3 separate regions of the Homo sapiens genome follow, and regions 1 and 2 are each linked to region 3. The links are chromatin loops, found by intact Hi-C in ENCODE. Cell type or tissue: dorsolateral prefrontal cortex. All regions are shown on one strand. Links, peaks and the distances in the headings refer to the core of each region. The heading gives the core; the rest is flanking DNA. Region 1 has its middle 520 kb from the start of LRRTM4-AS1. Region 2 has its middle 380 kb from the start of LRRTM4-AS1. Region 3 has its middle 78 kb from the start of GCFC2.

Evidence for each region. Peaks named below come from ENCODE experiments on the same cell type or tissue, not always from the same donor. Only the 100,000 strongest peaks of a DNase experiment are listed, where the experiment ranks them.
Region 1: it touches region 3 in a loop (4-fold over the local background); 4 of 110 quality-filtered maps call a loop at or near these places.
Region 2: a loop joins it to region 3, with 9 times the contacts of the local background. A loop is called at or near these places in 45 of 110 quality-filtered maps.

The regions. Positions count from the first base shown.
Region 1 is chr2:76,458,714-76,469,605 of GRCh38, forward strand. No RefSeq gene overlaps it. Among named protein-coding and RNA genes, the nearest start is that of LRRTM4-AS1, 520 kb to the right of the region's middle. In dorsolateral prefrontal cortex, for the core only: no CTCF peak of the experiment used is centred there; no DNase peak of the experiment used is centred there.
Region 2 is chr2:76,595,601-76,606,492 of GRCh38, forward strand. It overlaps the pseudogene RN7SKP164. Among named protein-coding and RNA genes, the nearest start is that of LRRTM4-AS1, 380 kb to the right of the region's middle. RefSeq lists an enhancer at 6,764-7,392. In dorsolateral prefrontal cortex, for the core only: CTCF peaks have their summits at 4,362 (motif pointing left) and 4,561; a DNase peak (open chromatin) is centred at 4,291.
Region 3 is chr2:75,783,102-75,793,993 of GRCh38, forward strand. No RefSeq gene overlaps it. Among named protein-coding and RNA genes, the nearest start is that of GCFC2, 78 kb to the left of the region's middle. In dorsolateral prefrontal cortex, for the core only: CTCF peaks have their summits at 4,617 (motif pointing right) and 4,819; no DNase peak of the experiment used is centred there; H3K27ac peaks cover 1,105 bases.

The DNA of each region.
Region 1 (10,892 bases), core at 1,352-9,351, 680 kb after region 3:
TATCAGACATGTAAAACACAGTTCTTTTTTCTTAATGGAAGGCACACAAACCAGATGGAAAGAACAAAAATATAAAGGAAAAAAAACTAGTTGTGAAATTAAGCACACATTCCAGTATAATGAACCATATAATTAATCTAAGAACAAAATGATAAAGTCCCTAATTGTACATATATTCTACTGGTTCTTTGTTGATTTGGTTACTAACTCAACTGTTTCATTTAATACTCTGAGTTAATGAGGGATTTCATATTCTAACAAGATGAACATTATAGGATTTCTGCCTTTAGCCCAAGGTTCTCATAAGTCTGGATAGTAAACACAAGTAATGATTAGAGGTGTGTGTGTGTGTGTGTTTGTGTGTGTGCATGTGTATGGAGATGTGTATGTATGTGCATGTATACATATGTTTTGTTTGTGTATGTGTTTGTGTGTGTGTATGTGTATGGAGATGTATGTGTTTGTGCATGTATACATATGTATATATATGTACATTTTATACATTGCCCTCAGAATGACAAAACACAACGTATATAATTAGTGGAATACAAAAAAGCTAAGCTAAATGCTGGACTGCAATAAAACTGTTAAAGAAATTCTAAAAGATTGCTTGAGGAAAGGGTCTTATATGGAGGCTTTTCATAGGTAAGGCTTTAGGAAGGATATTCTTAAAAGAAGATATGGCAAGAACAAAGGTACAATAATATCTTCAGAGACTAGTGATTGTAACAGCTTGACTATGCTTATGGAATGATGAGAAGGTGGTGGTAGAGAAGTGATTGGCAATATTACAATAGTCTACGTATCCACATATGAATTTACATTTGAAATATGCTGGCAAATAGGAGTAGGGAGGAAGGATGTTTGTGGAAGATTGAAAAAGCACTGACAAAAAAGGGTGCTGTTTTTCATGGGACATGAAGCAAAAAGAGGGTTGATGATATCACTAAGCTTCAAAGTTAGGGGAAGGGGAGAGTGGTAGATTGTTAAGAGAATATAGGAAAGAGGAATAGAAGCTGGTTTTGTTCAGCATGGAAGAGGGCACAGAAAGAGAGAAATGATGAATTGGAAAACTAAATTATCATATGTTTTAACTCCAGAGAGATTTTGCTCAAAATTATCATTTGCTTTTCTACACTTATTTCCTGAATTCAGATGTTGTGCAAAATTACTCTGCCATTGTTTCCAATCACCTACATATCAATAAGAATGCTAACAAGTAAGAAACGAATCAGAGTGGAATGATATTGACAGCTATCTCTGTAGCCTGTTATTATTTGACAATGTTCTACAACTTCATTAGTTCAATTGAATAGATACTTTGAAATAAAGTGACTAAATGGTTCAGCTGAATTTATAGCAATTCGCATACATTGTACAAAATTCATTTATGTAACAGTGTACTGGAAATAGAATAGTATAGTCCTTAATGTATATTTATTAGTGCCAACAAAATATATTTCTATATCACAAATGCATGAAGGAATCAGTTTGCTTGAAATAGTGAATTTTATTCTTATTTTCTCTCTGGGATACATTTCATTCCTAAATGTCCTCTCCCACATCCAGAAGATTACTAGACAAATTCTGAATTGGCTTCAAAGGGAGAATCTGTTGCACAGCATCACTTGAGGGGATGGTTTTTCTGCTTTGCAAAAGGGACAGCTATGTTACATGTACAAGTGTATCAATGTCCATCCCTGTTTCCTCAAATATATTCATGGAAAGTAACAGGAAGTCAATAAACATAAGAGCAAAATTATGGGAAATGCTGTCTCTCTTAGATAAAAATATTGGAATGATGTCCTATAATTTGGCTAATGTATTTACATTATACATTTATATATGCACATACACCTATATAGCATATGTACAAATTACCTATCTATTTATCTATCTGATAAATCATTGTCACTCTGACTTTGGTTAGTATATTTCTACATCAAGTGGAATGCATTAGTTTTTATTATGTATTTGTTTTATATATTTTGTTTTCTAAAACATGAATCTAAATCAATATATTTGATATGTTTTTTTAACTGTGACCAATTTATAAAATAATTAGTGTTCATAACATTTGGAATTTCAGTATGTTTAAATTCATATTATGAGAAGATCAACAGGCTTATTATGTTTGCATAAATATTAGTATAGGCCGCTTTTATTATAGAATAAAGAAGAATAAACATTCTTTTGTCTTTTCAAAATACAGCTATGCACATACACATGAACACAAAACTATCATTTACAAATTATTCGGGAAAAATAATAATTTAAAAGAGCTATTTTTTTAGAGTCATCTTTACATTATCACTCTGGTGGGAAATGTCCCTATGCAATTCTTTTAAACTGTTCTTTATGTCTCTTAATAGAGCTTAGAAGATATTTTCAATTTCTTTAACTCAATTATATTTAATCTGTATTGTTTCAGAAACTCACAACAAAGTATTGAAGGGAAGGGTGAATTAAACTTTCTTGGGCACATGTAATGAAATGTGTTGAATATTTTAAATGTGTAAATGCATTCAATCCTCATAAAACCTATGAGGTAATTTTAAAATTATTATTACCTAACAGATTAGAAAAAAAGTAAATATTTGTGAGTACCAGAGCTGATATTCAACTGAAGGTAAACCTCGTTCTATTCAGAAAAGTGTTTTCTTTTTTTTTTCTTTTCTTTTTTTAGAGATAGAGTCTTGATGTGTTGCTCAGGCTGGAGTACAATGGTTCCATCATAGCTCACTGCAGCCTTGAACTCCTGGGCTCAAGTGATCCTCCCACCTCAGCCTCTGGAGTAGCTAGGACTACAGCTATGTGCCACTACACCCAGCTAATTTTCTATTTTTTTGTATAGCTGTATAGTAGCACTGTGTTGCCTAGGCTTGTCTTGAACTTTTGGGCTCAATGAATCCTCCCACCTCGCCCTTTCAAAATGCCAAGATTACAGACGTGAGCCAACACACCTGTCTAGAAAAGCATTTTCTTAACATATTCCGCCCTTGTATTTAAACTTACCTTTATCTTCTCCCACTCTGATTATATGTTGAACATTTGTAACCCGGATTAAGGTTTTATTTCTTTGTGCTTTCATTAACCAGATTGTTAGTTTTCAGATACTGCTTTCTCCAAATAATATTTGTGAGGACACTGGATTTAATTTTCATAATTCATCTGTTCAATTTACTGTAGTAACGGGGCCCTGCGTCCACAAATTTGACCAAGTAAATGATACACAGGACTCTAATTCACTTAACAAATATAATTCCTTGGGATCTTGGGATAAGGAACATGCACAAATCTTTTCTGTTGCTTGCTTTTACAATGAAGAGTTCTCATTGCCTATAGAAACTGGATAAAACAATATCATCGAAGAAAATACCCCACTGATTTTACTACACAGAACATCACATGCATGCTATTTCAACAACATCTCCAACAGGGTTTTTATTTATAAAGATAAATATGAGCAAAGGACCAGTCCCACATTTCTAGGCAGATCAGGAGGGAATAAAGAAGACATCCTGTCTCTTTTATTGTGTCCCAAATGCCTTCTGGATCGAGAGAGGTGAAAAAATACAGTGGCTTTCCGGGTGACTGCTATTGTCATTGACATGTAACATTTCTCATCAGAAGAAAGTTGGGAGCTAAGAATAATAAACACAGTATTTTTAATATTTAATCTGTCTTTAGCTATTAAATCAATCTGAAAATTTCTAACAATCATGGCATTCAAAAGAGAGGCCCTGGTTCAATGTAAAAACCTATAGCCATCCTCATGTAGTTGATCATGAAAGGTTCAGAGAATATAATGTAAAAAGAAAAAATGTGGAGTACAATTTCTCATCTGATCATTTGTACTCCCAATTGTGTAAGATAAAGGAATCCTCCCACCAATCCATTTTGAATGATACATAGTCTCTCATGTCTGATTATCTTCATCCTCATCTCCTGTTGCTCTCCTGCTCCTTATATAACTAGGAATCCAGTCAGAAAATTGCTACTTAGTTCTCTACAGAGTCATAACTTTGAATAAGATATTTCCTTTACCTTGAGTAGATACTTATTTAAACTTCAAATCATTTATTCCTCTTTCAAGATACAGATCAAGCACCACCTTCCCTAGAAATTCTTCCTTAACCTATCAATTTGAACTTTTTTTCTTTTGTCTTAATTTAAAAATACTTCCGTAAACACGTACCATGTTTTAAACACTTATACATACATACATTATCTCACATGATTAAAACACCAACCTCCCTGGAGTACATACTGTATCTTACTTACCTTCATTGTTCAAGGGTTTTATGCGTCAAATGTAATATAGTAACTGATAGATCATGAATCAGTCCTGTAGAAGAGAATACTGCCCTTAGCTTTTGCTACCTTTGAACCATGACATGGCTTTCCATATTTGAGCAATAGTTCATCTCTTTGAATTACAATTAATCCAATTTTGAAAGAAAGTGATTGGTATAAATGTTACTTAGTGTCCTTTAACATTTAAAATTCTATAATCATACCAATGTTTTTATCTCATGGAATAATTAATCCTCAGTCAGGCAGAAGTTATTTCATAACCACAAACTGGAGAAAAGGCAAATAACTATATCTTTCTTCTGCACAACAGAATCTTGAAAAATGTGACCCATATTGTTGAAAGTGAAAGTTTGTAATAAATGCATCAAAATGCGATAAACAGATCTAGCACATCTACAGAAGTCCAGCTTGGCAGAAATTGTCATCATGTCAGGTAGCATAGGGTTAGCATCTATAAAAGAGAAATTAGTGAAATAATAGTCTCATCATTTTCCCTTAAACAAAAGAAATATTTAGTAAAAATGCATAGAATCACTTTTCCTTGAATCTCATAATTCTATAGAAATGTCATAAAATCATTTTTAGCTACTTTCTCCATTTTACTCCTGGCTAATTTTAATTTTATATTCTTCTAGGTATAAACAGAGGCTTTGAAAAAGGCAAAGAGAGGATCAGAGTAGAGGGAAAATTCTAAGTAGACTAGGAATAACCTTTGAGGAATCTTGAAAAGGTAAAGTTTTCAGTCTCATTATCTAGCTAAAGAAGCTTATACATAAGACAAAACAAATCATTGAAAGCTTAATATGAATAGGAACCAACTGTTTTTATAATTACTGTATTAGAGGAGACTGAAAATGCTCTGAATATTTATAAAAGTACTATGTTAAAGATAAACTTGTTTCCCTTCAGCTTGGAAAAAAGCATAAAACTATAAAATAGTGTCTCAGTGTGTAAACAGTTTTCTAGAGGATCATAATTTTGTTTTCAACACATTTTTCTGGGGTTTCTGTAATTATATTTATTATTTGAAGTTTTAAACATGCAAACACCACATATAGAACCATAATTGTGAAAGTAAATAAATTTTGAGATTTTCCAAATGTTTGATCTTTTATCTTCATAAATATTATTAATATTTTTAATATTAGTTTTAAAATGTTTTCTGAATATTTTAAAAATCAAGATATCACAAATTTTAGTCATAGTTCTATCAAACAATACTCTTCTGTCTTGAATAAAAAGGCATATTGGGTTGGCTTTGATTCAGGTGAATTGAATGCTCTTCATTGGGTATGAAAAGTATTCTTGACACAGACACTCATTCAAACTCTCATCACCTTTACTGTAAGGGCCACTTATAGGAGTGAGTCCTTTCTAATCAGGAAGAAAATGGCAGAAATTTTACAGTATAATTTTTGTCTTCCGTATAGGCTTAGTTTGGCTTATCACCACATTTGAATTACAAGACTGACCTCTGGAGTTTACTGCGGCTGTGCTGCTAATGTTGAAGTCTCCAGGCCAAATTAATCATCACTACAGGCCAGCATGTGTGCCTTCTGGTTGTGACACATACATTTAGGTAATTATGGCAAAACCAGTTTACTGATTGTACAAAGAAAAGTTTAACATAATTTCCCTGCCAGGCAACCAAATCTATAATCCCCTTGATGGTCAGTGACCCATGTCCATCCAACTTTTAAATCCTTGATGAGTTCATTCTGAATATTGGTACACATCAGCAACGAACAACCTCAAAAGACAAGAAACATATGGGTTATAAATTTTGTTAGTAATAAATTTAAGAATAGCAGAAATAAGTTAATGTATATAAAATACATTTTGGGAAATACAAAGATTTATATAAATATGAGATATTGCAATAAACATAAACAACTGAATGGCATTTTAGGACATGCAGGAAAACCCCACCTTCTTCCATCAACCACTCAATTTTGATTACGAAAATAGATCTCTTTTCTAGTTTTGATTCCTACAATTCCCATGAAACAGACTCCAAACCCAGCCTCTGAGAAGGCATGTGACTCTGGAACAGTGTCACGTTGCCTTAGCAGTAATGATTGTTCCAAGGATGGGCATGTGAACCATCATGAGTAATGAGAATGAGTTTATAAATAATTGTTGGTTCTGTGGGGAGCAGATTTTCTTCTTTGCTCTCTTTAATGTTCAGCATAACCATTTTACAATAATAAGTGGCTCATCTCTCTGAGAATGAAGTCAATATAGTAAGAAGGAGAGTAGGAACTGATTAAGAGTTGGACAAAACCATGTCCTAGTGATACTGTTTCATTTCTTACTACATTAAGCAAAACCTACAAGCAGCCCTAAGTTTGTCTTTTTCCAAATTTACATAAACCAAAAACTTCCAAAAGCCTAGTTCCTGAAACAAAAATTTAGTTGGAGTGTTTGTCAGTAGCAACCCAAAGGCCCTAATTGATCTGAACAGAGTTTACTTGAGCCTTTAAGTACCAAAGCCTAAGGTCAGGGTCAGATAGTTCAGGAAAACGTAATGACAACCATATTTTTTTTTCTATTGCATTTCTTGTGAATTAGAGTACTGGGAAACACTCTACAGAGGGTGTCTGATGATAACATTGAGGCTTCCAGAGCAGCATGGCAGGACAGAGAGGGCACTGGCACTTCAGAAGGAGAAAGTGAAGCATGGGTGTCTTGGTCCAAGGTTTCTGAGACCAGAGAGAATTGGTGTTAATCTGAGTTTTGGCATTTAGCAGCTGTGTGGCCTCAAACGTGTTACTCTCCACTGTTAAACTTTAGTTATCTTACAAATAAAGAGGGGGCAAATTAATAGTAGCTGTTTAAGTCAGCAGGGGCTAAAAAATTATGCAAACCTCTTAGCACATTGCCTAGCAATAGTATGCTCTTGGTAAATTATTATTGTTATTATACAACCCAAATGGGAGTCTTATCTTTGTCACTTACTGTTAACTAACTGTAACGCTATTTCATTTTTCTAAATTCAACTGTTTTGGTTCATCAAGCAAAAGTGACAATTTTTGCCATATCTACTCCACAGAATTGTCATCAAATGAGAAAATGTGAGTCATTCAGAAGCCGTTATGAAACTGAGGTAGAAGTAAGGTGATGTGAGTAGCTCTAAACTTTTAGATATTCCAAAACAGTTAGTGACACTAAAATATATTCCTGAAACTCCTAATGTAATCTCTCCCATTCTATTGAATCAGAGAGTCTTCCAAGGTTAAAGGCCAGGTATTTAAAATTTGAAAAATCTCCACAGGTATTTCTGAAGCTCATGAAAGCTTGATGACTAATGCTTTTATACAGATTTTCAACCTTGGTCGCTTATTAGAATCACCTGGGGAGCTTTACGAACTACAGACGCCTAGGATCTAGCTCAGAGGAATTTAATCAGAAGTTTGGGCAGGAGGGCTAAGAGAATCCATATTTACAAAAGTTCACTAGGTGATTCTAATGTGTCTCCATGATTGATAAGCGTTGTGCTGGGGAAAAGGGAACGAAAATACATTTGTTGAGATCATCATATGTGCCAAGCATTGCACTAAGTGCTTTGCATATATTATCGTATTTGAATATCATTTTTAATTAACCATATAAAATAGGTATTACATCTATTCTTTGCAGTTAGGATCCAAGAGTCACAGAAGTTTGGTGACATGCTCAAGGATATGCAGCCAGCACACGGTGAAACAGTCATTTCAATTTAAAAATTCATTTTAATTTAAAAAGATAAAAGTATGTTTCTTATTGAAACATATTCTTCATTTATCGTTTTTTCCCCCAAAATATCAGATTTTCTTTAAAAGCTAAATGGAGATAGCTTGGAGGTTTAAAACTAATCACTAATAAAATCTCAAGCACATTCCATTGACAATTGCTATCTCTGTATCCAAAAAAGAAACACAAATTTTGAAACAGTCACTAAAAAAAAAAAAAAATTCCTTCAAAACTGAAACCCTTAGGAATACTGAGAACTATTCTAACAGCTTTAAAATAAGTAGGTTTTCATGAGATATTTGACAATGCACATATAAAATGGTTGCCCCTTGGGAACAAAATTAAGGAATTTAGAGTGAATGATAAACCACTGTATTATTACCCTAGGGAAAATAAAGTAAAATTTTTTAAACTTTATGGTCCCCCAAAGGGAACTCTGTATCTGATGATATTTCAAAAGGCAGCACAGCTTGAAAGTATTTTTTTAAAGTCAGAGAAATTTTTATAAAAGTTTAACAATAAAATTCTTGCAATTTTAGAAAACATGAATTAAAAAATCCAGTGGGAATAGGGGTGGGGTAGAGGAGGAAGTCAGTTTTGAAAACCTGAGTAAGAGTTCACACTGTGAGGAGCTACAGAGAGTTTCACATACATTTTGCCATTTGTTTGCAAACCAGTGGGTTAAAACTGTGCATTAAGACAGCTGCGACACTAACTGTATGCCTACCAATACTGTCTGCTGACCTCAAAGACTGCAGTTGCCAGCTTGAGCTGACACCTATAATGTGAGAAAATGGAAACCACACAATTAACACATTAAATTTATGGGAAAGCAGTTTCCTAAGCTAAGCGTTATAGGTCAGAGTAATCTCAACTCTCTCTGTATGTGGATAACTACTTGTGGGTGTAGTCCAGCAGATATTTTCTGACTTGTGGTCAAAAAAAAGTATTGATAAATGTATCTCTTTTGAAAGAAAAAAGATTGAATGGAGAGTGACATGGAAAAATTCCAAATTGTTGGCCTATATCTGAAGTACAGTTAGAAAAAAAATCAAGTAGGCCAGGCCTTATTTATTTATGTAAAGCAGTTATGCGTTGCTGGCGCCATGATTCCAGTGCTGATGATTAGCATTTTAATGTTTAGAATAATGCTTGTCAATCATTAGCTTTTCCTGGTAAGTGTTACTAACATATCCATTTAAGCCATAAGAAAATTAAGAATGTCACGTGTGGCTGCCATGATAATATTTCGTTGTATTTTATTTTTGTCTGCTAAAATGATTTATTGAAAATTGCCTACTAGCAATGGTATGATGTAAATCAGTGGATCTCTAACTTGAGCATGTATCACAAACACTTAGAAGGTTTATTAAATCATGGATTGCTTGGTTCCACTGCTATAGTTTCTGATTTTGTAGTTCAAGCTGAGGCTGGCAAATTTCCATTTGTAACAAATTCCAAGTTGATGTTGTTGCTGCTGGTTCAGAAAACACACTTTGAGTAGCCTTGCTATAAATAAAGGTACATTTGAAGGCAAGATAATAGTGATAATAAAAACAACAGCTCCCACTTTTTGGGTACTCAGTATTTGGGCCGGATCTCATTAAAACCTCACAGGTGGCTGGGTGCAGTGGCTCACGCCTGTAATCCCAGCACTTTGGGAGGCCGAGGCGGACAGATCACGAGGTCAGGAGATCGAGACCATCCTGGCTAACACGGTGAAACCCCTTTTCTACTAAAAATACAAAAAATTAGCTGAGCGTGGTGGCAGGCACCTGTAGTCCCAGCTACTCGGGAGGCTGAGGCAGGAGAATGGCATGAACCCGGGAGGCAGAGTTTGCAGTGAGCCAAGGTCACACCACTGCACTCCAGCCTGGGCGACAGAGCGAGACTCCCTCTCAAAAAAAGAAAACAACAACAACAACAAACAAACAAACAAAACCTCACAGGTAAGGAAGCTACAACCAACAAGGATTAAGAGACTTTCTCAAAATGAGATCAAGAGTAAGGGATCAAGATAGGATTTGGATCCAGACTTGTCCAACTCCTAAACCTTCGACTTGAACAAAGGAGCTATAATAGTGGTTTTTTTTTCTGGTGTACTCTACATAAACTTATTAATGCAGAGTTCTTTTTCCTTTCTAAAGACAGATTTGTTAAACATTGAAAGTACATAGAATCAAATATATGTAACATATCAATCACTATTTCATTGTATAGTTAATGTTAACCAATTCTCAGCAACTGAATCAAGAAGGGATAGCATACTGGTTCAAAAATCACAAAAAGGTTAACGGACTTTGATGCGATTTCATTCGAATTCCCATTAAAACATCAAAAGAAGTTACAGGAGTAGATCATAAAAAGTGAAGGAAACTGAAACTAAAGCAAAGTCTAATAAACTAAGTGTGATTATTTGATAATGGTGTCTGGGAGGAAGTAACATGAATAAGGAGACTTGGGCTAGGAAGTAATAAATAATACAATCTGTGTTCCAAATCATATCAAAGTCCAAACAGATTTCAGGAAATAGGGGATTGAGAAAAGAATGTAGCAATTTCCTTTTTCATTCCCTTCTTCTTTTCCCTGACTCACGGACCCAGAGGAAATTAACTTGAAAACTAACAGTGACCACTCGACAGCCTCCTGGCAGCACCCTGTGAAGGAAACTTAGAGTTCTTTTTTCTTAAGAATCCAAGGATAACTGTGAGAACAACATATCCTAGACATTTCGGTTTTCAAAAAATCCATGTTTTCAAAATATGAGAAAATCAGGAAGTTAGGATTAAAGATGCCTAAATGAAGCCTTTAGATCCTAAAATTGGGCAGGTGGTATGAATGTT
Region 2 (10,892 bases), core at 1,295-9,294, 810 kb after region 3:
ACTGACTGCACAGTCTGGGGAGGGATGCACATGGATTTGTGAGGAAGGAAGAAGGCAACCAAAAGAGACCTCAAATAGACAAAGCAATCGTGAGCAAAAAGAACAAAGCTGGAGGAATCAAAATTTCTAACCACAAAATATGATATAAAGCTGGAGTAACCAAAAGAGTATGGTACTGGCCTAAGACACATAGACCAATGGAAAAGAACTGAGAAACCAGAAATACATTCACACATTTATGTTCAACTAATTTTTGACAAAGTTGCCAGGAGTGCACAATGGGAAAAAAACAATCTCTTCAACAAATGGTGTTAAAACAACTGGATATCCACATCCAGAAGAATGAACTTAAACCCTTATCTCATGCCACATACAAAACGCAACTCAAAATGATTAAAGGCTTAAACATAAGGCCTAAACTGTAAAACTACTAGAAGAAAATATAGGAGAAAATCTCCTTGACATTGGTCTGGGCAATGATTTTTTGAATATGAATCTGAAAGCACAAACAACAAAGGCAAAAATAGACAAATGGAATTACAGCAACAAGAAAACCTTCTGCACAGCAAAGAAAACCATCAACAGAGTGAAGAGGCAAAATATGGAATAGGAGAAAATCTTTCTAAACCATACATTTGATAAGGGGTTAGTATCCAAAATATATAAAAAACTCAAACAACTCAAAAGTAAGAAAAAACACAATTAGAAATCAGCAAGTGATCTAAATAGATATTTCTCACAAGAAGACATATAAATGGCCAACAGGTATAGGAAAAAATGTTCAATATAACTAATAATTAGAAAAATGCAAATTAAAATCACAATGAGATATCACCTCACACCTGTTAGAATGGCTATTGCAAAAAAAAAAAAAAGTGTTGGAGAGGATGTGGATAAAAGGGAACTCTAGTACACTGTTAGTGGGAATATAAATTGGTACAGCCATTATGGTAAACAGCATGGACATTCCTCAAAAAATTAAAAATAGAACTATCATGATTTAGCAATTTCATCTCTGGCCTTTTACCAGGGTAACTGCGCATTGAGGAAAGGGAAATGATCAGACATTTCACGGACTACTGGACACTGGCTCTGAGCTGATGTTGATTCCAGGGGACCCAAAACGTCATTGTGGTCCTCCAGTTAAAGCAGAGGATTATGGAAGTCAGGTCATTAATGGAGTTTTAGCTCAGGTCCAACTTACAGTGGGTCCTGTGGGTCCCCAGACTCATCCTGTCATTTCCCCAGTGCCAGAATGCATAATTAGCATGGACATACTGAGCAGCTGAAAGACCCCCACACTGGCTCCCTGACTGGTAGGGTAAGGATCATTATGGTGGGAAAGGCTAAATGGAAGCCATAGTAAATAGTAAATCTATTTAAAAAAATATATATTTTATACATATATAATAAAATAAAACAATGTAGAATCCCTGGAGGGACTGCGAGATTAGTGCCACCATCAACGACTTGAAGGATGCAGGGGTGGTGATTCCCACCACATCCTCATTCAACTCTCCCATTTAGCCTGTGCAGAAGACAGATGGATCTTGGGGAATGACAGTGGATTATCATAAGCTTAACCATGTAGTGATTCCTATTGCAGCTGCTGTACCAGATGTGGTTTCATTGCATGAGCAAATTGACACATCTCCTGATACCTGGTATCTAGCCATTCACTTGGCAAATGGCTTTTTCTCCATTGCTGTCCATAAGGCCCACAGAAGCAATTTGCCTTCAGTTGGCAAGGCCAGCAATATATCTTTGCTTTCCTACCTCAGTGGTATATCAACTCTCTGGCTTTGTGTCATAATCTTATTTGGAGAGAACTTGATCGCTTTTTGCTTCCACCAGATATCACACTGGTTGGTTACATTGATGACATTATGCTGATTGGATCCAGTGAGCAAGAAGTAGCAGACACACTGGACTTATTGGTGAGATATTTGTGTGCCAGAGTATAGGAAATTAATCAGACTAAAATTCAGGGACCTTCTACCTTAGTAAAATGTCTAGGGGTCCAGTGGTGTGGGGCTTGTCGAGATAGTCCTTCTAAGGTGAAGGATAAGTTGCTGCATTTGCTCCCTCCTACAACCAAGAAAGAGGCACAGCACCCAGTGGCCCTGTTTGGATTTTGGAGGCAACACATTCCTCATTTGGGTGTGTTACTCCGGCCCGTTTATCTAGTGACCCAAAAGGCTGCCAGTTTCGAATGTGATCCAGAACAGGAGAAGGCTCTGCAACAGGTCCAGGCTGCTGTTCAAGCTGCTCTGCAACTTGGGCCATATGACCCAGCAGATGCAATAGTGCTTGTGGTGTCAGTGGCAGGAGGATTTTAATAATCAAGTGGATAGAATGACCCATTCTGTGGACACCACTCAGCCTCTTTCCCCAGCCACCCCTGTCATCACCCAATGAGCCTATGAACAAAGTGGCCATCATGGCAGGGATTCAGGTTATATCTGGGCCTAGCAACATGACTTCCACTCACTAAGGCTGACCTGGCTACAGGTACTGCTGAGTGCCCAATTTGCCAGCAGCAGAGACCAACAATGAGCCTTCGATATGGCACCATTCCTCAGGGCGATCAGCCAGCTACCTGGTGGAAGGTTGATTATATTGGACCTCTTCCATCAAGGAAAGGGCAGAGGTTTGTCCTCACTGGAATAGACACTTACTCTGGATATGGGTTTGCCTGTCCTGCATGCAATGCTTCTGCCAAGACTACCATCCATGAACTCACGGAATGCCTTATTCACCATCATGGTATTCCACACAGCATTGCCTCTGACCAAGGCACTCACTTTATGGCCTTCATGACTAATTCATATTTCTAAAGGAAAGTGAAGAATGACTGATACCACTTTCAATTTTATCCATTATCTATTTTAGCTTCTGATAATGTTCAGATTAATCACCTCATTGCTGTATTCTGCATTTTGCATGATTGAGATTTCACATTAAGAAGGCCAAAGGACTCTAGTTCTGTGAATATTAATGACTAGGTTGGCTTGTTAAATTATTTTTGCCAAGTTACCTTTGGCTTTTAATAACCATTAACAGTAGAAACAGTGGTCATATACTTTTCAGATAGAGTTTTCTGTAACCTTCTCCTGGGGAATAAGAGTAACTGAGAAAAACTATCATATGGGATGAGAAGAACTTTTTGAAAGCAAAGGAAGAAGGTCATATTGTCTACTTCAGTTCAAAAACAAAATTTTCAGCCCAAGTATCCTTAATGGCAGAGAGGAGTTAAACATAGACTGGAGGAACTGAGAACGGAAGCCCAAAGCTGATTTTTCCAAGATTTAATTGGCTTTATTTTTTCTGTGAAAGTTGTAAAACAATCCTGAGGTAAATTTACAAAATTCAAAAAGCACACATGCACAATTAGTGGCCCACAACTAACAGATCCATATATATTATCCTAATCTTGTTTCTGCATGTAAGTACATATTTTTAATTAATTAATTCATTCATTATTAAGAGCTACCTCTGTTCAATCTAGATCAGCAGCTCTCAACCAGGGCACCTTTGCCTTCATAGGACATTTGCAAATATCTGGATAAGTTTTTGCCTACTGATACCTAGTGTGTAGAGGCCGGGGATAGTACAGAACATCCTACAATAACAAGACATCCTCTCACATCAAAAAATTATCCATCCCCAAATGTCACTAGTGCTGATGTGTAGAAACTTTAATGTAGATGCTAGGAATTCAGTGGTTTATAAAACAAAGTTGCTGCTTTTATGAAGCTTTTCTCTGTTTGAGTAGTAAACAAATACGTAAAATGGAGGCAAAACATGGGACTTATGGGAACTACAAGATGAAATTTGCATCGGGACACAGAGCCAAACCATATCAGACAGCTGAATTAGAAGCTGGGATTCAATATTGTGATTATTCAGGTCAGTTTTTTTTTTTTTTTTTGCCACCAAATCTAGAGTTTTTATTTTCCTGTTCTATTGTTCAAGAAATACCCCAGAGGGCTGTCCAACTACTTCATTAGTAAAGACACCATGATCAACTAGCAACTGCCAAATAACTCTCCAGGCCAAAGCACTCTGATTACTGCTATGTGCCTGCTTCCCTTTCCAGTAGACATACCCCTCTTGTATTTTGTGGTTAAGCCTGGCCTCTGCTACTCCTGGATTTCATCAACTCCATTGAAATCAGGGAACCCTTCTCAGTGGTAGGAATCTTAGGATCATACCTGACTTACTAAAAGTACACAATTTGAGGTGCTTAGGAAGCTCTTGGCCGCTAGTTGCTGCTAGACACAGTGCAGTGCAGGAGCCTGGCCAGAGCAACACATCAAAACCAGAAAGTAAGTTGTCCTCTTCAAGTGTCCCTCTAGCGCCATCTACTGATAGTTTACATTGTCCTGGCTGTCAAAGAAGGAATATTTACAGGGTCCAAATTCTTCATCATAGAAAAGACAACTTGAAGCTAAGGGGCAATAAATTGATAACTAGCATACCTTCTACTGTAAAAGTTTAACCATGACCATTTGGAGGCTTAAATGGAAGCTTCAAAGCCTTGGGGAACCAGAATTTATTTTTGCTCTGCCCTCATTGAAGATGTCTTAAGAACACAACCAAATACGAGGAAGCAAGATGGAGAAAAAGAAGCAGCATGCTCCTTTCCTTTAAAGTGGTGACTTGGAATCTGTACACGTTGCTTCCACATGTGTACCCATGTCCATAACCTAGTCACAGAGACACAACTAATAGTTACCTGGGAGGCTGCAGTCTTTAGCTGTGCAGCCAGTGACCAACTAAAATTCAAGGTTTCAATTACTATAGTAAGAATGGAGAATGGATATTGAAAACCAACTCCACTGCTATCTCAGTGACATCAAATTTGGAATGTTTATTAGACATCCAAATCTGCCTCATGCACCACCACTAAACTGAAATCATACAGTACCTGTTTTGTGATTGAACTTCTCCATTTAAAATATGTCTCATATTTCATAACGAGAAACATTTTACTGCATCCTGACACCAAATGTTGCATTAGAGTTTATTTTATTAAAAGCCTATAATGTATTCGATCAGTCCCTTACTCCTAGACATTTCTGCTGCTTCCAATTTTTAGTATAAGAATAAAGCTCTATGTATTAGATAAGACTCTGCACACATTCTTATTTTTTTCATGTACGATGTGTTCTGAAAAGCTGTATTATCCAGTCAATAAGTATATGAATTTTTAAATGTTTGGTTATGTGTTGATAAATTACTTCTCAGAACAATATAAACCCACAGTGATGCATGAGATGCCTATTTATATCTCAGAACAATATAAACCCACAGTGATGCATGAGATGCCTATAACACCCGATTTTTGTTTTATTTTTATTACTTGTCCATTTATTTGAGTCATTTGTAATTCTTCCTATCTATACTTTTGTAAAATATTTAATAAGATATGTTGTAATGTATTCTGATCAGAGATTTATACAATGTATACATAATATGACTCCATTTTAATGGGCTATATTTTTTTATGGGAAATATTGATATTTGTATATGGAAATATTGATATTCACTTTTTATCTGCACAAAGTACTTGCTTCCATATGATTCTTTTTAGTTTTCTAGCTATAAACTCACTTCATCTATAAATAGTGATTAGATTGTTGTGGCTGTAATAGTTCACATTTCTTTTTCTTTTCTTTTGTTTCAGCTGAAATATCTAAAGCACTATTAAATGCTTTAGAGGTGATACCAGTTGATCTTGTCTAGTTTCTCAGTGTAATTAGAACGCCTATACTATTTCACCACTAAGTATAATGCCATTGGTTAATACTATTACTCTGCATCATAATTGAGAAGCGTCTTTCTGTTACCAATGTATCAAGATTCAATCATCCAGACAATAGTTTATCCTACAGGACTGTGGCATCAGCAGTGTTCTAGTTAACTTCAGGAGACATACATATAACAAAGTCTGTGAAAAATTGTAGAGATTTGGGGTTTTGTTTGCAATGCTTACTGCTCAGTGGGGAATTACAGGTAACTCATTATCTGATTTTTGGGGCTTTGAAGTTTGGCGCTTGTGACCTGACACGGGTACTCCTAAACTGATAAGGACATTAACAAAAATTAAGGTAGACCTGGAATTACAAGTCTGAAGAAACCCAATCTCCACCACATGAATAAGTCAGAAAATTTCGCTTTCCACTACTCTGATATATGTCCTGCACATCAATTGTAATTCTAATATGTAGGTGAAGGCTTTGCACATAGTAGGTACTCAATACACATTGCTGAATGAAATTGTATAACCCTGTAAAATCAATAGCAAGCTAGTTACTTCCTAGATACTATGGTGGTATAGGCGTTGGATAAATACAGCCATTCCAAATGGGAGAAACTGGCCAAAACAAAGGGGTTACAGGGCCCATTCAAGTCCAAAATCCAGTGGGGCAGTCAAATTTTAAATCTCCAAAGTGATCTCCTTTGAATCCAGGTCTCACATCCAGGTCACGCTGATGCAAGAGGTGGGTTCCCATGGTCTTAGGCAGCTCCACCCCTGTGGCTTTGCAGGGTACGGTCTCACTCCTGACAGCTTTCATGGGCTGGCGTTGAGTGTCTGCGGCTTTTCCAGGTGCACAGTACGAGCTGTGGGTGGATCTAGCATTCGGAGGTCTGGAGGAGGGAGGATGGTGGCCCTCTTCTCACAGTTCCACTAGGCAGTGCCCCAGCCCTGCCCTAGCAGAGGTTCTCCATGAGGGCACTGCCCCCGCAGCAAACTTTTGCCCCAGCATCCAGGCGTTTCTATATATCTTCTGAAATCTAGGCGGAGGTTCCCAAGCCTCAATTCTTGACTTCTATGCACCTGTGGGCTCAACACCACGTGGAAGCTCCCAAGGCTTGGGGCTTCCTCCCTCTGAAGCCACAGCTCAGGCTCTTTGTTGTCCCCTTTCAGCCATGGCTGGAGCAGCTGGGACACAGAGAACCAAGTCCCTAAGCTGCACACAGCCTGGGACCCTGGGGCCGGCCCATGAAACCACTTTTTCCTTCTGGGCTTCCAGGCCTGTGATGGGAAGGACTGCTGTGAAGGTCTCTGAAATGGCCTGGAGACATTTTCCCCACGGTCTTGGGGATTAACATTAGGCTCCTTGCTACTTATGCAAATTTCTGCAGTCTGCTTGAATTTCTTCTCAAAAAATTGGTTCTTCTTTTCTACTGCATTGTCATGCTGCAAATTTTCTGAACTTTTATGTTCTGTTTCCCTTTTAAAACGGAATGCTTTTAACAGCAACCAAGTCACCTTTAGAATGCTTTGCTGCTTAGAAATTTCTTCTGCCAGATACCCTAAATCATCTCTCTCAAGTTCAAAGTCTCATAAATCTCTAGGGCAGGAGCAAAATGCCAGCCGTCTTTTTGCTAAAATATAACAAGAGTCACCTTTGCCCCAGTTCCTAAGTTCCTCATCTCCATCTGAGACCACCTCAGCCTGGACCTTATTGTTGGTATCACTATCAGCATTTTTGTCAAAGCCGTTCAACAAGTCTCTAGGAGGTTGCAAACTTTCCCATATTTTCCTGTCTTTTGAGACTTCCAAACTGTTCCAATCTCTGCCTGCTATCCAGTTCCAAAGTCACTCCCACATTTTCAGGTATCTTTTCAGCAACTCCTCTCTCTACTGATGTCAATTTACTGTATTAGTTCATTTTCACACTGCTGATAAAGACATACCCAAGACTGGGAGGAAAAAGAGGTTTTATTGGACTTAAAGTTCCACATGGCTGGGGAGGCCTCAGAATCATGGTGGGAGTCAAATGGTGCTTCTTACATGGTGGCAGCAAGAGAAAATGAGGAAGAAGCAAAAGCGGAAACCCCTGATAAACTCTTCAGATCTTGTGAGACTTATTTACTATCACGAGAATAGCACAGGGAAGACTGGCCGGCCCCCATGTTTCAATTACCTTCCCCTGGGTCCCTCCCACAACACATGGGAATTCTGGGAGATAGAATTCAAGTTGAGATTTGGGTGGGAACACAGCCAAACTACATGAAATGGCAAAAGAATAAACTAATAGAATAGGAAAAAAATAGCTTACAGTTTTATGAAAGACAGTGAATTAATATTTTTGCTTTGTAAAAAGAATTTTCTAAATAAAATTTAAAATGGAATATCTCAATATAAAAGTGAGGCAAGGCCTGAAATATTGAATCACAAAAGAAATATAGATGACTAACAGGCATTTTGGAAAAAAAAGCTTGAGCTTAACAGAAAAAATGAATTGTTAAAAGATACCGTTATTCTCAAATTGTATAACAGCAAACTTTTAAAAGTGATCATCTTCAATGATTTCAGAACTGCCATGGTATGCAAATTAGAAAGCAAACTGGTATAATATTTTGGAGATGATTAAGATACATATGCATTGCAATATTTTGTATACTAATTTCACATCTAGAATTAACAATAAGTTATTCATATTGGTGTTTGTGTGACTATCTAGAGGGATAATCACAGAAATTTTGTATCATTGTTAAATTGAAAATAACATAAATATCCAATCACATAGAAAGTTCATTCATTAATTTAGCCAGTGTTTGATTTGCCAATATGTTCCAGACAATGTGTTAGGGGTTCTAAGAAGAATGATTTTTTTTTTTAAGTAATTATTCTATGCTGGATGTGTTAAATGGGTTATATATAGTGTATACTACTTTCTTCTACTTAAAGTACCACCAAATGGTATATTTCAGTTGTTTTGATTTTACTGATGAATAAACTGAAGTAAAAGAGTTTACATAACTTGTGCAAAATGTTAGAGTACATGGAAGTACCTGAAAATGAGTCCAAAAGTTGTAATTCGTGCTTTTAAGCAATAAAACTTACTAGTATTAATCAAATGGCATTCGTTTGCTATTTATTACACATTTCTGAGACTTTCATAAATATTATATTTATGTAATAGCTTAATAAAGTAAATACAAGTATTATGCTAGTTTATCAGGTTAGGACATCATTGTACTAGAAGGACAGAGTAACTTATCTAAGTTCCTCACATAGAAGGTAGAAACCAGGATTAAAAATAGGTAGTCTTAAATCAAAGAATAAACTACTGACTTATAATTTTAGGGAAAATATTTCATTAAAACATTCTTGCTGAAAATGATTTTTAAAACTTTATCTCTTACTTGATAAATTATATTAGAAAAATTACAATTGATAATATAATATAAACTTTTTAAACCAAACAACATAGCAACAGATAATTAGACATACTATTTGTAAAATATAGAAATTTATAAGAGTGGAGACCAGCAAATATAAAGAGGAAAGAATAAAATATTGAAATAAATATTTTAGAAGGCATTTTCTAGGAAAGATCGGTGTCTTCAACTTAAAAGAGCATTTGAAGTACCAGATAATATTAAATAAAGACACACTGACCAAATAAAATGTGATTTTATTTTTTAAATTTTCAAAATAAAAATATTTATATTCACTCAGATTAAAAAATATATAGCTTACAAATATAAAAATTACACATTTAATTCTGCCTTACTTTCCCAAATACTAAATATTGAAAGATAACATTTTCAATATTTTCATAGTTTAGCATAAATTAACACTCAGTCAAATTATAGTTAATATGTAAATTTTATAGAAAGATATGATGGGCTATTAGTTGAAACAAATAAACCACAAAACATACTACCTTTTCTGGAAAGTAAATTCTTAAATAAATAGTCCAACCAATCAAGAAAATTAAAAGAATCAAACACAAACCAAAAATAAGGAAGACATATTCAATTAAAAGCTAATATTGATGAAAAAATACAATTAAGGTTTGCATTTAAAGAATTAACGTTAACTTTTTACTAAATAATATATATATATATATTTTTTTTTTCTGAGACAGAGTGTCACTCTGTCACCCAGGCTGAGTGCAGTGGCACGATCTTGCTCACTGCAACCTTCACCTCCTGGGCTCAAGCGATTCTCCTGTCGCAGCCTCCTGAGTAGCTGGGATTACAGGCATGCACCACCACGCCCGGCTAATTTTTGTATTTTTATTAAAGATGGCATTTTGCCATGTTTTTCAGGCTGGTCACGAACTCCTAACCTCAAGTGATTTGCCCACCTTGGCCTCCTAAAGTGCTGGGATTACAGGCGTGAGCCACCATGCCCGGCCTAAATAATAAATTATACTAAGAAATTCTTGAATGAGAAACATATCAAGCTGTATGAAACAATTAATAAACGGGATCTGAAATCACAGATCATTTCAGTGATTTGGAATTCAGTATTGTTGAGAAAAATTGAAGATTTACTGCATTTTCTATCTTCCTCAGAAAGATTCTAGCTCAATAGAAAAAAAATTGCAAAATAAAAATTCATAAAGATAAAAAGAAATATTTGTAAAAAAAATCAAGAATCACACACAGAAAGAATAATGTAGAGAAATGTTCTAAAAAGTAAATATGAAGACACATTACATATATAAGCAAATTAATAAAAATGGGAAATTAATAGGAAATATGGAAATTAATAGAAATTAATAGGAAATAAGGAAATTAACAGGAAATATGGAAAGAATAATGATAATATCAGACAAAATATACTTGATATAGTTTGGATATTTGCCCAAACTTCATGTTGAATTGTAATCCTCAATGTTGGAAGTGGGGCCTGATGGGAAGTGTTTGGGACATGGGGCCGGTTCCCTCATGGCTTGGTGCTGTCTTAGATGTAGTGAGTTCTCTGGAGATCTGTTCATTTAAAAGTGTGGCACCTACTCCTTGCACCCGCTCTCTGGCCCCTGCTTTAAATATGTACTGTACCTACTCCCACTTCACCTTATGCCATGAGTAAAAGCTTTCTGAGGCTTCCCCAGTAGCAGAGTGATGTCAGTGCCATGTTT
Region 3 (10,892 bases), core at 1,459-9,458:
AACTAACTATATATTTTTTGAACACAAGAACCACTGGCTTTATTCTTCTCTCCACACCCCATCAATGAAATAAACCAAATGCATTTTTTTTTTTTGGTGCTGTTGATAATACTATTTGGACTGGGTTGTGTCTACTCCTTAGATATTATATGTGACAGAAGTGAGTTGAAACAAAACAACAAACTGTATTTAATTTAATTTGATGCAGTTTCTTTCCAAATAAAAGTTCATCTTTCTTCTTTACAATTGACACTGGTGATTTCTTGTCTTTGAATTCAATTACACTGTAAGAGCAGAACTTTTAGCAAATGAAGCCACAGAGATGACCCAGAAATTTCAATTAGTTCATCAGTCTAGATACCAGTGTAACTGGCCTATTGAACAGTCTGAACTTGTCAATGTACAATAATGAAAAAATTTTTTCCATCCATTGCTTTTAATCATGCTCGGTTGCATCTCCCTTTCTTTCTTCTTAACTAGCTCTTGGGCATGAGTAGATATTAAAACTCAATCTCTAATCAACTCTAATCTCGTCTTCTCCCTGATTCCTGTCACATGCCTTATCTATGGCTGGGTGGATTTGTAATGGGGGAAGCTCCTTCACTTCTACCAGCTACTATAGGTTGGGGCAATGCAGAGGTAACAGAGAAAGGGGCAGAGAACTTTATACTTACTAATTCACCATTGTAATCCTTTCTTATACACTGCAGCTTCCCCAGCCAGCAATGGGCAGTTAGTCCCTTCTCTGTGTAAATATGTAGGTGTTCTTCTCTCTAGGGACTTAAGCATGGTTCTTTCAAGGCCCTTGCAGGAAGGCCTCCAAACTGCATAGTTGCCACTACAGACCTCTGGCTTCTCCTCTTCTACCCCATTTCCCTGTCCCTGCCTCTCAGCCGTCACCCTGTAGTCTCTTGTTTCTTGATTCTACTTGTCTAATACTAAGGCAGTTCAGGCACAGCTACCTTGAATATATACCCACCTGATCCAATGGGACTGACACAGCTTTGCTATGACAAAAGGTGGGACTATAAGCCTTCCTCTTGTCATTCCCATTTTGTCCTGCCACATCTCACCAACTCCCATCTCCTCTAGCTCAAATAGGCACAGGAGGGCTTATGAGCAAGTCTGAATCAAAAGCTACTTTATTTTATTTTATTTTTTTGTGGGAGACCGGAGTTTTATTATTATTCACAACAGTCTCTCGAGCATTCAGGAAGCAGAGTTTTTAAGGATAATTTGGTCGATGAAGGGAAGCCAGTGAGCCACGAGTGCTGATTGGGCAGAGATGAAATCATAGGGAATTGAGGCTGTCTTCTTGCGCTGAGTCAGTTCCTGGGTGGGGGCCACAAGATCAGATGAGCCAGTTTATTGATCTGGGTGGTGCCAGCTGATCCATCAAGTGCAGGGGATGCAAAGTATCTCAAGCACTGATCTTAGGAGCAGTTTAGGGAGGGTCAGAATCTTGCAGCCTCCAGCTGCATGACTGCTAAACCATCATTTCTAATTTTGTGGCTAATATTAGTCCTACAAAGGCAGTCTAGTCTCCAGGCAAGAAGGAGGTCTGCTTTGGGAAAGGGCTGTTACCATCCAAAAGCTATTTTATAATGACATGTCTGTCTGCCCTTCCTGTTGGCTCTACATCTCTGTGAGTATCTCGGTGCCTTCCTTGGTAGTTTGGGGCAGGTGGGAATCCTCCTCATTCCATTCTATGGGATAAGAAGAAAAACCTGACACTCTCCTCTCTAGATTGACTACTCTCACCGCTGATGATTTTTTTGGGTCCTGTCCTAGTCGTTTGGTAATAGCTACAGGAAATGAGGATGGCAGGTGGAGGATAAACGGTCATGTGGCTGCCTCTTGGTCTGCCTGGGATGTGTCCAGTACCAGTGAGTAGTGGTATCTCTGGATATTTGCTTCTAGTTGTCTATGTCCCTATGATTTGATAATGATAAATGGTTCTATTAGCTTGTACCATATGAATACCACTTTTTTTCTAAACCAAAAATGGTCAAATATGGGCAGTTTCATATTTGAGGTGGATTTAGTCATCCTTCACCAATCCTGTTGTTTTGTTTGAGTTCAGAGTTGAAAATCCCCTCTGACAGTTTTGGGGTAAAGAATTGGGAGTTTCAGCCATGGCTCCTGATTACTATTCTGGTTTAATAATTGGGCAAAGTTATTGAGCCTCCCCTAGTTATTGAAGGGAACTTCAACAGGAATGAAAAAGCAAACTTCAGATATGAGAGTTTTTCTTTTTCTTAGATTTAAAGTGGAACTTGTCAATTTGGGAATTATTTTTGGTACATGTTTTAAAATATTTTATTTTCTTATTAAAAACAATAAAAATTCTAATTGTTATCCAGAAAATAACAATGTAAGACCTGAGAAACCTGATGGGAGTTTAGAAAATTTGTCAATAATAGTAGTCCCAGCTACTCAGGAGGCTGAGTCAGGAGAATCACTTGAACCTGGGAGGCGGAGGTTGCAGTGAGCTGAGATTGCGCCACTGCACTCTCCAGCCTGGGCGACAGAACGAGACTCTGTCAAAAAAAAAAAAAAGAAAAAAAAAGTGTATTTCCCTCTATTGAGTGAATTCAGCTAGAATGTTCTAGAATTACATTGTTTTCCCATTATTGTTACCAGACAGCCATGTCCATGGAAACACCAATTTGTGGGACATAGTTATTTCCACCAGGTTGTTACAGAAGTAAAACAGTCTCAGGAACAAAAGGCCCTTTTGTACCCATATGAAAGGGAGAGAGAACATAATTTTAATATTGGGTATTTATCAGAATTACATGCATGTAGGGTAGCACGAAAGTGATTACAAAGTCTGGACAGAATTTGATACGAACTTATGTAGGAAGGTGGAAGATAGAACAACTAACACTTCTCTTGAGAGACCAGAGGATGCACTTGTGATTGCCTTATGTATCCCTTGTGGGAGACCCCTGAACCAATTATGGAGCCAGTTTTACATGTTAAAAAGCCCACATATTTGCACTGTAAAATTATTAATAAAAGGCTGAGCCTTTAAATCAGGCCTATCGTATGTTCAAGGAGACATCCTAAAGAGGAGAGGGTGGGTAGGCAGCAGCCTCCCTCTTTAAAGAAAATGTCACGGTTGTACCTTTATGAGGTACTTTTAAGAGTGTTAATTAATGGCTACAATTCTAGTCACCACTTTGTTGTTGTGTATCACAAAACTTCAACACATTCACATCCTTTGACCCAGTAGTTCAAGTTCTAGAAATCAATTTGTAATAAATATTTACATTTGCCTTATTTGTATACAAGGAAGTTCATCTCAGAATTATTTAGATATGAGTAAGAATTTAGAAACAATCTGATGTCTATGAATAAGTGTTGGTTAAATTAAACTTGGTGCATCTTCCCATGTCATCAACTATATTCACTGTAAATTTAATGACCTGGGAAGATGCTCAAAATATATTATTAGGTGAAAAAAAATCACGACAAAACCTTACATATATATGATCCCAATCTTCATACCTAGACATGTACCAGAAAAATACCCAAAGGATTTTAATAGGGCTTGTGTCTACAGGATGTATGAGGATAACTTATATTCTACTTTTTACTTTTGTCTATATTTTTCATTTATATTTATAAAAATTTATATTAAGAAAAATGAATGCTATAAAAAACAAAATGAATTGTAAGCTAGCATTTAATAGTAGCTGCTGTTCGAGTATATTTAATCATTTATAATGAAAATTTCTTTTGGACTTGCCATTTGTGCTGTAGAAGAACATCTGTTTTAATATTTTCCTGGCTGTATTTCATTTGTACATATTTTCTCTAAGTACTTGGAGTCTACTTTTCTAAGTGTGTTTCTGCCATAATCCCTTTGATCTTGAAGAAGCAGCATCAGGCCTGGAGCTGGAAATTCAAATAATAACTCCAAACCTGTTAGGATTTGGTGAGAAGTCTGTAGAAACATTTCTTAATTTTTTCTCATCCTGGCTTGTCTGTCATTGCACAGATAATGGACAGAGGAACCAAAATCATATGACTATTCAGACAGATTCAATCCCTAAAAAGGAGTAGATGCTGAAGGGCCTAAGTGGGTGGAGGAAGGGAAGGGAGGATCAGTCTTTCCAATATCCCTCCTCTCCAAGGAAGAGGATGCAAGGAAAGACTCTTTGTCCCTCTGTAGAGGGAAATCCTGAGTTGTTCTTCTTCTCTGTAAGGGAAGAAGTGGGTAGAGTTATCAAAGCAAATAGAAAACGCTGATGGAAGATACGCAGAGGAGTTAAGCAGCTTTAAGTTTTAAAAACCTGTCTTTCAAATTAAAAAATTATGCAGAATGCTTTAATTTATTTCTAATATGTAATTGAAAATCTCTAATTGTAAAGATCTTGAAAATGCTTTTTGATTGAGAAGTTACAAGATTTTCAAAAGAATGCTTAAATTAATACGCAGGATTATTTGAAAAAAGTACTTAAATACTCTGAATATTGGTAACCACATATAGCAGATATAGTGATTTCTCAGGTAGAGAGATTATTCCATCATCTGCAGACCATCTATTTCCCCAAATATCCTTAAGTTAAATTTCATTATATTATTAACATCTGAAGATCTACCACTAGATGGCACTTAAAATACACGAGACTCGGAGGAATGCTTCAAATGAGGGGCGAGGAAAGACACAGGACAGAAATACAACTTGAGTTCTCAGAACAGTGTTATCTACTTGCAGGAAAGGAAGAAAAGCAGGCCCAAGATTATTCTGAGACAATTGGAGGGTAAGATTCTGAAAATGAACCTATAAGTGTTAGAATGTTTCTCTTTAAACATAATTTCCCTTCACCTAAATTGCTATTGATTAGCAGGTTTTTAGCATTAAGACAACAGGCTGTTGGACTAATGAGAGTTTGGTAAACAGTGAAGGGCTGTGTTCTCTCTGAAGAGGTTTGGAGTATGCACCAGGAATCAAAATGTGGGGCTTTAATCCCAGCTCGGTGTCTGCTCTGTTGTTTGGCACTGGGCTAACTGCTCTTTTTCACCTGTGGTTAATTTGATTTGTGCACCTCTTATACATCAGGGGAGAAAAATCCAGTATAAGGACATTGTGATGCACAAAACTGAGCAGCAGAATGTAAGAACTGATTTCAGGAACATGGCAGCAGGTGGCCAGTCTCACTGGATGTGGCAATCGGATATGGATGAAGTGGCAGGTACACTTGGAGGAGTGGTAGGTGTTCATTTTTAGCCAAGGCATTATGCAACGCCATCAGGGAAAAAGCACAGGCAAGTAAACAACAGCCAGACCTGCAGTACTAGGCACCAGGCAGCGTGTGCAGTCAGAACACACAGGGAGGAACGATGGGTGGATCAGTGTGAGGGATCTGGTTCAGGCTCTATAGCCAATCACCAGAGTGACCTTGGACACACAGGGAGGAAAGATGGCTGGATCAGTGTGAGGGATCTGGTTCAGGCTCTATAGCTAATCACCAGAGTGACCTTGGACACACAGGGAGGAACGATGGCTGGATCAGTGTGAGGGATCTGGTTCAGGCTCTATAGCCAATCACAAGAGTGACTTTGGACATGCTAAGATGTCTCTGGGCCTCTGTTTCCTCACTTAAAAATGGGAGAGTTTAGCTTACATGATTTCTGAAATCCCTTGTAAAGCTTTTAGATCCTATCAGGACATAATTGTCAATTTTTTGGATGTGGGCATAGCAGAGATTTTATCATCCTCCCTGTTTTCTAGAACAGGACATGGAGGCTGAGAAAGCTGGTAAATGTCCTGGCTTCAACTCTAGACATCGTCTATTCTTGCTGCCCTGCAGTGTGACCTGGACTGTATCAGCTTCATTTGGACATCTGTAGGAAATGCAGCCTCTCAGGCCTCACCCTGGACCTTGCGATTCAGAATCTACATTTTTAATAAGACTGCCAGGTGATTCATATGTACATTAAAGTTGAGAGGCACCAGGCTGTACTATACTGTCTGAGCAAGCCCCAGGCTGCTGGCCACAGGAGAGCTCATCTTACAGCTAAGATATGTTTCCTTTTCTTTCTCATATGAGGACATCATTTAACTGAGGGGTGGGATTTATCCATTCCTTCAACAAATATTTGTTAAGTAACCACTATGACTCAGTCACTGTTACCCTCTGGCATAACAGAAAGGAACAAGAATGTGATCTCTGTCCTTGGAGAGGAGTAAAGAAATTACTTGTAGGGGTCCTTCTTCTTTCTCTTCCTCTCTTTCTGTCTTCTATGTCAGGTTAGAATTGTAGGTGGCAAGATGAGGCCTGCAGTCTTCAATAGGCTTTGGTTGAGGATGTTTTTTTAACTTCTAAAAATCTAAGACAAGGTTTCTGACAGTAAACATGATTGAAATTTTGGACCAGATAATTCTTTGTTGTGGGGAATTGTTTTGTGTTTCTCGTAGGACATCTAGCAGCATCTCTGGCTTCTAAAGACACCAGCAGTAATCCCTGAGTTGTGACAACCAATAACGTCTGCAGACATTGGAAATGTCCCTGGAGACTTTATCACCCCCAGTTGAGAACTAGTGAGAGGATCCAGGGTATAGTCCAGAGGAGAGGCCATCAGAGCCATTTAAGTCTGATTGCATATGAAGTTTTCAGAAAAAGGGGTAAACGGGAACTTGAGCTTTCTCTGTCATTGTCAATCCCTTTCTCCGTAGTAAGGAAGTAGAGGTGGGTTTCAGGGCAGAACATCTATTTAGAATTAAGTAGTAACATTGTATTTAAAGTTTGTTTAGAATTGTTTCTTACAGAAATGAGGTAGAAGAGCAGAAATCTCTCTTACAGTTTCTATACTCAAAGCACTCTCTGAAATAAATTAGAATTGTTTCTCTGGACAGCCAAGATTTACTCACCCCTCCTGGTGTTTTTTGTTTGCTTTCTTTTTTAAGGTGACAAGACTTAAGTAGAGAAATACTGTGTTTCACATTTTGAGCCAACCAGATAGTCTATAGATACATTTTGTAGTCCATTGTAGATCCCCAAACAACCAGACACCTTTTTCTTCTTTGGAATCAGTAGGATTTAAATAATATGCCTGGAAGACTTCTGAGCCACTAGCATCTTCAAGTTCCTGGCTAAATTTACAGGTGAGAGAGGACATACTTCTGAAGTGATTCTAGCGCAAATAAATACCTCTGGAGTGAAAAGAGAGCATTTCTCTTGGACAAAAGCCAAAGCTGAACAGTCATACAAACCCTCTGTGTTCCTGAGTCACGAGTGGAGGGAGATGTGACCTTTCCACAGTTCTGTGTAAATTTCAGAAGGCTAGTCTGTCTTGACTCGATTGTAGCTTGACCTCTGTCCTGTAGGAGCAAGAATTGACTTCCTGAAATCCCTCTTCAAATTAAAATCTGCTCTCTTGACTCATTTGTTTAACCCCTATGACATATGTTAAAGCTGTGGACTTAAAATGCTGGAGAGGGGCTGGAGCAGCAGGAAAGTCTCTGGGTCCCACACAGCCTTTCTCGCGACTGGCAATGTGAAGTGTATTATTGAAAAAGGCTGGCAGCTCAAGGCATTGTTTGGCTTCCTACCTTGGCAACAGCAAGCAGCAAACTGTAGAGAAGTTTCCCCCTAATCTGCTGGCAGCTTCTACACTGGTGAAATGCAATATGTAGTTTGCAGCACACTGATCCCTAAGAAGTGAATAATTTACTTGAAGTAATTTTGCTGCTACCATGTTTTCAGACATCTTTGCCAACTGTGGAGAACATAGTCTGTTTTGACAATCACCAATAACCAATTTTCCCTGGGGGCAATTAGGGTAAGGCCTTGGGGTGCCCAGGTGAGGGTGCTAAATGCAAATTCACCCCACAGGCAAATTGCAGTGTCTGACTTCCTTGCTACTCAAAGTGGACTGAGAACAATGACAGCAGCACATGGAGGCTTGTTAAAGGTGCAGAATCTTGGGCCTGCCCCAAACCTACTGAACCAGAATTTGCATCTTAACAAGGTCCCCAGGTAATTCATATACATGCTTAAATTTGAAAAGCAATGCTGTTTTAGGTCAGCAGTTCTTAACCTTGCCTGAACTTTAGAATTACTTGGGGAATTTTGAGATATCCTGATGCCCAGGCTAAAATCTAGACTAGCGGTTTTCAACTGGGGATGATTTTGCTCCCTAGGGGACATTAGGTGACATCTGTGGACAATTTTGACTGTCACAAGTGTAAGGGTGCTACTGACTTCTAGTGGGTACAGGCCAGGATATGGCCAAGCATCTTGCAATACAGTGGACAGCCCCTCACAACAAAAAATTATCTGGACCAAAATGGCAGTAGTGGCAGCACAGAGAAGCCATTTTCCAGACCAATTAGATGAGAATCTCTGGGGGTGGGAACCCGTAACCATGTGGGAACCAGTAACTATGGTTTTTTGTTTGTTTGTTTGTTTGTTTGTTTGTTTTAATTTGAGATGTAGTCTTGCTCTTTTGCCCAGGCTGGAGTGCAGTAGCAGGATCTCGGCTCACTGCAACTTCCACCTCCTGGGTTCAAGTGATTCTCCTGCCTCAGCCTCACAAGCAGCTGGGACTACAGCTGCGTGCCACCACACCCAGCTAATTTTTGTATTTTTGGTAGAGACAGGATTTCACCATATTGGCCAGGCTGGTCTCAAACTCCTGACCTCGTAATCCATCTGCCTCAGCCTCCCAAAGTGCTGGGATTACAGGCGTGAGCCACCGCACTGGGCCGTAAACAAGTATTTTTTAAAAAATACTTCCCAAGTAATTCCAATGTGCAGTCAAGGTTGAGAACCACTGATAGATTTGTTGCTAGAGAGCTATCAAGACAAGGAGTTTGGATTTTATAGGTCCAGAAAGATAACTTGGTTCCAGAATATGGGGTAAGTTGAACTATGGTGGGTGACCAGTGCGTCAGCTGTGGAAGAAGGAGGACTATGGGACAGGGACGCAGATGGGACTAGTCAGGAATCACCAAATTGGCCCTTAAATAAGCAGGTTCAGAGACCTCCTGTAAATCCAGCAGGGAACTAAAGGGTGTAAATGAATACCTGGGGTAAAAGTCTAGTCATAGGCACTTTCGCAGTGACTTATTTCTGTGCAACAAACCACTCCAAAACTTAGTGGCTTAAACAATTTTTATCATTTATTACAGTACTTTCTGTTGCTTGACTAGGTTCAGCTGGATGGTTCTCACTTAGGGCCTCTCATGTGGGTGCCATCAGGTGTTGCCTGAGGCTGCAGTGTCCTGAAGGCTTGTCTGTGCTGGACATCTGTGATGGCTCACTCACGTGGCTGGTGGTTGATGTTGGCTGTTGGCTGAGGACTTAGCTCAGTGCTTAGTGAGGCTATTGACTGAAACACTGCCCATGGCTTCTCCGTGTGCGTTGGGCTTCTCTCACTATGACAGCTGGGTTCCCAGAGGGAGCATCCCAAGAGGCCAGAACAGATGCTCCTAGGCCTCTTATGATCGCGCCTCAGAAGTCCCTCTGGGTAACCTCCACTGCATTCTATTGCTCTAAGCAGTTCCAAGTCCACCCAGATTCAAGGAGGTTGTGAAATAGACACTTCATCTCTTTTTTTTTTTTTTTTTTTTTTTTTTTTTGAGATGGAATCTTGCTCTGTCGCCCAGGCTGGAGTGCTGTGGCGTGATCTCGGCTCACTGCAAGCTCCACCTCCTGGGTTCACGTCATTTTCCTGCCTCAGCCTCCCGAGTAGCTGGGATTACAGGTGCCTGCCTCCACACCCAGCTAATTTTTTGTATTTTCAGTAGAGACAGGGTTTCACCTTGTTAGCCAGGATGGTCTCGATCTCCTGACCTCGTGATCGGCCTGCCTGGGCCTCCCAAAGTGCTAGGATTACAGGCGTGAGCCACCGCTCCCAGCCCTGAAATAGACTTCATCTCTTAATGGAGGAGGGGCAGAAGAACATGTGGGATGGGAGATGTTGCTGAAGCCCTCTTTGTAAAATACCATCTGCCATAATAAGGGCCAGGCAATGAAAGGATAGGTTAGGGGAAGGCTGCTACTCCAAGAAATCTATAATGATTGGGAGTTTCCTGCTAGAATGCAGATTCAAGGCATCTCCACCCATGCTGGAGAGGGCTCTGGTAGCGGAGAAACCTACTTTGCAGATGAAACATTTTCCTCACATGCAGCTGGAGGGAGTGGGGAAAACAGTGGCACCAAAATACAAATAAGCAAAGTAGATGCTAAGCTCATGAGGATTCAGAATAGATGGTCATTTATAATTTTCCTTGAGTTTAAATCATGCACAATGATACTTATGTAGGAATAAGTCTCTATCTAGATCATCAGCACTCGTGACATCTCCATTTGGTTCTACTGAGTTGTGCATATTGCATAAATACTATTATCTTTAAAATGTGGCTGTCTATTAGAATTATCTGAGAGCACAAGGAAAATATTCCTGGGTCACCCCCAACATTCAGTGAATCAGCATCTCCGGACTTGGGGTTCAGTTGTGTATTTTCCAAAATGTGCCAGGGTCACTCCATGTGGTCAAAAAACAGGAGGCAAATTTTAGTGCTGATGATGGAGATGAAGAGGAAATAAAAGGTTTCAGAAAGTGATGAGGCTTTGACATAATCCAAAAGTTTTGCATAAATTAAATAGTAAAGGAAGTTAGATGCCACATGAAAATTTAGAATTAGCGAAGCTCTTGGATTGGATTCTTGTGAATGAAAGTCATTGGTCTATGCTTAGGTCTAAATGTGCTAAAGACTGTTCGTATTGTCTTAGGAATTTCACTTCCTGAAAACTGAAACTTTCATGTAGTTAAGTTCATATACTGTTGGATCTTATTGATTTAAGCTCCAACAGTATGCTTCTGAGATAATTCTAAAAGGATTGGAATAAAATTTATACTGAAATATTTCTGAA